2 separate regions of the Homo sapiens genome follow, and region 2 is linked to region 1. Evidence: chromatin loops called from intact Hi-C (ENCODE). Cell type or tissue: endothelial cell of umbilical vein. All regions are shown on one strand.

Region 1 (4,000 bases):
CTACTAACTACATAGAAATAATCAGAAAATCAATCTTATGGTTTCTTGCACACACCTATTTCTGACCAGATGAAGAAACACCCAGCTTGATCACTCACACGTAGCTGTAAAAGACTTTTGTTTATTGCCCTAAATCAAATCCAACTACCCTCAATGGTGATTCATCACACACTGCAGATTTTCAACAGGATCTCTGAAGGCAATTCAAATGAGGCTTCTGCAAATGGTTCTAGCAATGGTAGGATTACTTCTTGGGATGGTGGGTGAAAAAAATCAGTCACATTACTTCAGTTATCCATGATACATATGGTATCCTGAGGCTGATGGCTCTTTGAAAACTCCCACAGCCCACTTTTTATTCTCCAAAGCCCATCATGGGGAGCAGATTCTTCACAAGTATCTGCTAACCAGTTGATCTCACTCCCTAAACTTCAAACATTCAGGAAACCAGAGTTCAGCTATAATCAGAGGCTAGATTGTCTGAGTTTACAGTAAGCTAGAGTGGGGGTAGAGTGTCAAGATCCCTTACTTGGTGAAGGCAGAAGTAGATTCAAATCCTGCCCCTAACTTGCAAGGTGATGTGATCAGGTCATTTGCCTCTCTGAGCCTCTATACCCTCACCCTCCCACCCAATCATGTTAGATGAAGTTAATACCTACATGAGCACTCAATAAATAGCTATTATTCATATTATTCAAAATGGAATAATTTTGATAGATGCTTACCTCTCTCAGAGTTGGCTTGCCAATGAAAAAGTCTGTGTTTTTGCTGCTTTTGGGTGGGTTGAACTTGGGATTCAGAAAAGCACATCCATTTGCGATAGCTTCCAGGGGAGCTGGGCCCTCGTAAGGGAACCCAAGTCCAACAAACAACTGTAAGACAGAAAACCACACAGCGTATGAACACATCAGGCAGGACCATCAGGCAGGACGGGCATTCCTAGCTTGCAGGCGGCGATTCTGTGGCCCATTCCCGTGTGGACACCTCACTTTGGAAGGCTCCCAGGCCCTGGGGGGTGGGGCAGAGAGAATTCAGCTTACACCAGGATCTGAAAAACTACGAACTTTTAAAGTCCCCACAAAGCTGCTCAACTCACTATGCTCTCCTCCACCAAGGAACTAAAAAATTAAGTGTCTAGGGGTATCCACGGGGTAGGGAGGATGGAGTATTAAAAGAAAAACAACCACCACCACCACCAAGACCCAACAATAATCCTTCTGTAACTCACCAGGAGACATGACTGGAAAAACACTTGCTTAACTACACAGAAGGTTTCTTCATTGAACCAAAGAAACAACAGGCCCTTTCAGGAATGCTGGGCGGAGGGACAGAAAGGTCACTTGGAGGTTTGATTGCAGTTCAAACGGAACTGCTTTAAAATGATGGTAGGTCAGTAAACACAGGTTTTCATAATGGGGTTTACACTGGGGACACCAACATCTTGGTGTTGATTTTCCCCTCAGAGGGGAGAGAGGGTGCTGTGTTGCTGAATCTGCAAGGCAGCTGCTTCCCTCTCCAGCAGGCAAACCATGTGCTTCCCCCAAGACAGACCATAGATGGCAGCAACAACTTGCTCTCAGTCCTCAGAGCAACCACAGCAGCTGGAAGCCACGATGACAAAGGGGACAAGCTGCAGTTCAGTGGTGCTGATTTCCTGGGTCCAAAAATGAAATAACTGCTCACAGAAATGCCTCGGCACGTACCATCACAGTGGGTGTACTTCACACTGCTGGAGCACTGCAGGTTGTTGATGGGCAGGGTCCAGGTCTGGGCTTGACGAAGCTGTGTCCTCTCTACCCACATAAAAGCCTGTTCTGTTTCAGCCCCCAGGGGCACATTAAGTGAGAAAAGATAACTGGGCCCCAGGGCGTCCTTACCTTCTGCCATCACAGAGCATCACCCAACCACAAGGCCAGGTGTTGAGAATGAAGGAGATGGCTCAACTAGATTTAGCTGCAAGCTTGGTTCTGTTTTTCCCTCGGTCTTTTCACAGCAATCCCCTCCTTCTCACCAGCTTTCCTCTCTTAGCAGCTGCTCTAATTGAATGATCGTTTAGAAAGGTTCAGCTGGAGGGTGCCAGGCCCAAGCTGCCGGGCTGCATGTGTCAGGCCAACCCTGAGCACAGCCCATGGGTGACATACTGGAGAACCAGGTAGCTCCTGAAGGAATTCTGGGGCACAGCACTAACATCTCAGGTTTTCTGGACCTATTTACTTTTGTTTTGAACAGAATAGGGTACTCAATCTTTTTGGTTTTTTGAAAGAATAAATTTTCGTTTCCTGAAAACTGCGTGATCACAATGCCAGAGATGTCCACAGGGCAGGGAGCTGGGAAGAAAAGAAGCTTTAGAGGCCAGCAGAGCCCCTAATGCTGGCTGGGTCATTTCCCCCTTGGGCAGCAGAACCACCAGAGATCACGGGTGGGGGTGATGGTGGTGAGGAAAACATGGTAGCCAGGAGCCTGGAAGCTGTAGGATAAAGGGAAAGCTCTACTACCATTAGGAAGCTCCTGCTCTGCATCTTACTCTTATTATACAGCTAACAGAAACGAGATTGTCAGAGAGAACTTCTAACTATAGGGTGTGGCCTGGACATGTGGCTCAGGGGTGGGGGAGATCTGACTGCTGCAGATGAAATGGAAGGAAACAGTGGGAATGTACTAGTCCCACGACATCCCAGCTTTATGGAATATGAAGAATCCAGGGTTGTTATCTACCAGACTTGTGATCTCTGATTTGCCCTCTCCTATCAGACTTTGGAGAGGATGTGCCGGCTCTCCAGTGGAAAACAAATGACCTCTGTCAGGCCGTGGTTGGGCATAAGATAGCACAGGGAGTCCAGATCTTTCTGACTGAGGAGAAAAGTGCCAGAAGACGCAGATCAGGATTTCTGCAGGTTTAGTCAGAGAACCCACAGTGCCTCCTGACCTCTGAAAATCAGGGCCTGCCATGAAGTGTGGATACCTTCATCAACTCTAAATTTCAAAGAACAGCTTTGGAGGAAATGCAAGCAGCACAATGTTTGTCTATTTAAATAGAAAATCTTGGGAAAAATTTAATTAGCTTCTTTAGATCAATCTGAATCCATTAATTAAAAGGATTTGAGGCTGTTGCTTAATGGACTTGAATGTGACCTAGGTTTAATTATATCTGAACAACAATATGAACCATCTCTTCTGCCCTGTGGGCACCAGAATATCTCAGTACACATAAAATAAAAACTTTATTAACTCTCCCAAAGCCTCATATGTTTAGAATGAAGCCTAAGCAAATACAACATAATTTCCTGGCAATGAGTTTTTCTGTCACACAATTAGGATTGTAGGAAATACATTACTTGGAAACACCAAAATAACAGTTTTTTGTCACTTCAGTCAATAAGCAATTTTTTTCTTGCTTCCTGTGTGCTTATTACCTGTGATATTACAATGGAGCAGATGTATTAAGGTCAAATAGCACATCTGAGGTTTGAATGAAAACACAACAGGCGGAGAGAGTTCATCACCACCAAACAGCACTCTGTAAACTTCCTTGCACTTATGGTCTTGCCACACATTGGCACCTTAACCACACTGAATTGCTTTTCCCCTAATCTCCTGCTATTCTGCCTACTTAACCGATTTCCTTAGCAAGGAGGCAAGAGACACTGCAAGAATGTACATAAGTGCCAAGGCTTAACTCTGCTGGAGAAAACTGGCCATATTTTACTTATACTTCACCTTGCCTTCAGAAGCCCAGAATCTAATGAGGATATTCCAGATGACAAAATATCTCCATGGCTGCAACTCCAGCTCCATCAATGAGTATTTCTACACAGAGGGATTGTGGGATCTAGGATTAAATTTCTGAACTAATGCTAAGCAGAGAGAACAGATGAGGCACCATACGTTTTCTTCACAGTATAGGATTGGGACGTTCCTACACATTCACAAAGGGTCCAGTAAAACCACCCAGATTTTTCCCACTCTGTGAAAGAAGAAACAATTGTTTTAAACTGCTAAG
Region 2 (4,000 bases), 180 kb after region 1:
AGCAGATTAGGGTAATTGCATAGCCATCATCTCAAACATTTACAATTTGTGTTGGCAAGGTTCAATATCCTATTTGAAACTATATATCATGGCTAACTATAGTCATCCTACAGTGGTATGAAACACTAGAACTTATTTCACCTATCTAGCTGTAATTTGGTATCCTTTAACACAGGGGTCCCCAACCCCCAGGCAGTGGACCAGTACCAGTCCTTGGCCTGTTAGGAACTGGGCCACACAGCAGGAGGCAAGCAGCCAGCAAGTGAGCATTACCACCTGAGCTCCACCTCCTGTCATATCAGCGGTTGCATTAGATTCTCATAGGAGCACAAACCCTGTTGTGAACTGTGCATGTGAGGGATCCAGGTGGCACACTCCTTATGAGAATCTAATGCCTGATGATCTGAGGTGGAACAGTTTCATCCCAAAACAACCCCTTCATCCGTGGAAAAATTATCCGCCATGAAACCAGTCCCTGGTGCCAAAAAGTTTGGGGGCTGCTGTTTTAGTAAATCTCTCCCTATCCTTCACTTCCCCCATCTTTCCCATCTGTCTTTTTGATGACAGCCATCCTAACAGATGTAAAGTGCTATTTCATTGTGGTTTTGATTTCCATTTTCCTGCTGACTAAAGAGAGTGAGCATCTTATCTTTTCATGTACTTACTGATTATTTGTTTTTCTTTTGGGGGAAATATCTGTTCAGATCCTTTGCTCATTTATTAATTGGCTCATCTGTCTTTGTCACTGAGTTGTAGGAGTTATTTACATATTCTAAATACGGGTCTCTTACCAGATATTATTTGCAAATATTTTCTCCCATTCTGTGGGTATGTTATGAATGTTCTGTTTTCGATACATAATAGTGATACTTTTTCTTTTTAGTTCATAAGATGATTTCATCCATGTCTGTCCAGTTATAAAGCATTAAAATGCATTTAAATCATCTTTCTAACAAATCATATCTCCATTTTCTGTGGCATTTTTAACATATATGGGCATATCCTGTAAGCTCCTTATCAGTTATAGAATATTTTAAAACATAAAACTATGACTTTTACAAATATAAAATAAACACGGCAAAGATCTTATTTAGCTGATTAATTAATACAGGAACCAGAAAGATGTTAAAACAGGTCCAAAGAAAACGAAACACACATGTGTGTAGGCAATCAGGAATGCCGATCTGTTAATATATAAAATGCTTTTTGGGAGGGATCAATAATACCTCTACTGGGCAAAATTCATGTGCCATTCTATGAACAAGAACCATTTCCATTACTATCACTTTCCTATAACTTGCCAAAATGTAAATCAGTCCAAAGAAAATGAAAGACACAGATAACCTAGAAGGTTGCATTAGATTTTAATCTGTTTTGCCCATTTCTGAGTCTTCCACAATTTTTCCTGATATTTTTTTTGTAAGGTTTGTTCTATCAGTTAGGGTTCAATGAGCAGATGGAAAACATACTAATTTGAACAGGAAAAGCTTAACATAAACAATTATTAACTACAACCTGGGATTCTGCTAACAAGATGTTGACTAGTAAGAAGTAATGCAAGGAACTCTAGATCATACAGAAAGGCCAGATATAAGGAGTAACCACTATCCCTCAGACTGAGAAAACACCCATGAAGAAGATGAAACATCCATGAAAATAACCAGGTGGGGGACTGAGACCCTGACTTTGTTGGAGAAGACACAACTACAACTCACTAGATGGCAGAAAAGTCACTGTGGTGCCCTCTATGGTGCAGGAAAGCTGATCACAGGGAGGTAGCACACTGGCAACACTCCGCTACAAGACACCCCAAGGGGGTGCCAGAGGAAGCTGCTGGCCACCACACATCATAAAAGAAGGTCACCAGAGAGGACACACTCTGGAAGAGCCTTCCCAGAAACCACTGGAAAGCAGGAAGCAAAACTCTCTGCCTTCTGCAATGTTTCTCCAGCGCCCTCTACTGGAAAAGCTTAACATTGTACCAGCTGCAAAGGAAAAATATTCAAGAGGCCCAGATCCATTTTCACAGAGCAAGAAAAAGGGGTGAAGTTGAGAGGCCATAAATCAATAAATGGCATTTGTACTAGAGTCAAAAACATCTGGAAAATGTCAGATATTTATCCGGGAGAAAAACACTTGTTTATTCTCTGGCTAGAGGACCTTTTAGGCAACTAGGGCACCAAAAGTAAATATAAGGATTTTTATCAGGGCTTTTCTTACCCTATAATTTGCCAAGGGCAGACTCTAAGCATTTAAGCATCTACAATGCTAAGAACAACTCTCAACTTTCCTGTGAAATCTGTCACTTTCCCCTTCCAAGAAACACCTTACTTTCCACTGCACCCATTCTTTTCTACCTTCCTAAACACACACAGTCACACACTCATCACCAACACACATTGTTCCTGTGACTGGTCTCACACAAATGCTGTGACCTTCTGAAACTATGCCTTAAAATGACGACAAGAGGATCCCCACCTTTCCTCTTTTATCAAAAAGATTGCTCCTTCTGTAAAAATTTGTCCCATTTTGTGGTAAAATTCTCATATGGAAATCATCTCCTTGAGTCTTGATATTTTCTCACTGTCTCGAGTATTTAAACAAGGGTGCATTCTGTCTACCTAATGTCTGGCAGGTGAGTGAAAAGCCTGCCAACCAGCCCTGTCTAGGTAAAATAATGTGGCTCATTCCACCTGTTCTGCCCCAGAGCTATTGCCAAAACCATCTCATTACCACCACCAGCTGCCACTCCAAAGCTCATGAACGGTCTGAAGAATACAATGGTCCCTACCTGCCACGAACCAGAACTCTTTTGAGTCCATACAAGATGCTAAGAAAATCACAGCTGAAGAGGATCCTAGAGTAAACCAAGAGCCTTCCCTTCTTGAGAAAGTTTTCCCTCCCAAGGTCACACCCAGGAATGGGCAATGCAATTCAAAGGTAAGTAGATATGTGTTAGTGTTTACCTTTTCCAGAATACAGCCTATACCCATACTAACAAAGAGGTTTGAGAGGTATTATTTTTTATTTGTTTTAGGCAATAATTTGTAGCTCAGTATTTGAGTGCTCATACATGCTAAACTCTGCAGTGAATGAGTAAAAAGTCAAGTCCTACCTGCCAGGAATAGCTAGTCTCTGAAGCTTACCACTGCAGATTCTCATCTTTGGCCTCAAGAGGAAGGAGCAACCAAAACAGAGTAGTAAGAAGACAATACCCAGAGCTCAATCCAGTATGGGCCTTTTAAACTATTTGTTTCCCCAAAGACAAGGAGCCACCCCAGGGTCAAGTTTCTCACTGTTGCAGTCCATAATTCACAAGGAGAGAAGAGGCAAAGCCCTGAAATACAGAGCCCAAGGATGTCTCTTTTCAGTGGGAAAGAGTATGGGATGGCAGATGGGAGCCATTCTTTGTGTTATCATTGATGGGCCAGAGAGAACACAACACCAGTTACACTCATTGATAAGGATATACCCTTGGTATTTGATGCTAAACTAGAAGTCAGAGGTTAGGAAGTTTATTAGTTACCAACATTTGAAAAATGGAGATTTCACATAAAAATCTGAGTTTCTGGCCTTTCCAAAAAAAAAAAAAAAATAGGACTATCTGGTACCACAGAACCATTTTCCTGTGAGAAGACTTCGGCAGGAATGAAGAATTGGGGCATGGCTTTCCAATTTGCCACAGAACCCATGCAGGCTGCTTTACATGCCTGTGTGACCTGCCCAGCCCCTGCTGGTGTTTTAGTCATGTACTAAAGAACCATAAACCCCATAAGAGCAGGGCATGTCCGTTTTTATCTGTAAGCATATTTCAACACACTGCCTAGCATACAGTTCCCAGGAACTGTGCCTGCTAGGCGCTAGGGGCTCAAATCAAGTAAATGACTGCATGAACTCTACCAGACTTTCTGTCTACACTAGCTCGTTTCATTCTTAACATCATCTTGAAATATTTGCTTCCCATTTTACATGTGTGGTTCAGAGAATGAACTTCCAAAAC

Evidence for each region. Peaks named below come from ENCODE experiments on the same cell type or tissue, not always from the same donor. Only the 100,000 strongest peaks of a DNase experiment are listed, where the experiment ranks them.
Region 2: it touches region 1 in a loop (2.8-fold over the local background); 7 of 110 quality-filtered maps call a loop at or near these places.

The regions. Positions count from the first base shown.
Region 1 is chr2:134,409,741-134,413,740 of GRCh38, reverse strand. It overlaps MGAT5 (alpha-1,6-mannosylglycoprotein 6-beta-N-acetylglucosaminyltransferase), which reads right to left. Exons shown (of 16, transcript NM_002410.5): 12 at 726-872. Among named protein-coding and RNA genes, the nearest start is that of MGAT5, 160 kb to the right of the region's middle. In endothelial cell of umbilical vein, a CTCF peak has its summit at 1,548; a DNase peak (open chromatin) is centred at 1,560; H3K27ac peaks cover 1,572 bases.
Region 2 is chr2:134,226,564-134,230,563 of GRCh38, reverse strand. It overlaps a transcript of MGAT5 not described here. Among named protein-coding and RNA genes, the nearest start is that of MGAT5, 26 kb to the left of the region's middle. In endothelial cell of umbilical vein, a CTCF peak has its summit at 1,940 (motif pointing left); no DNase peak of the experiment used is centred here.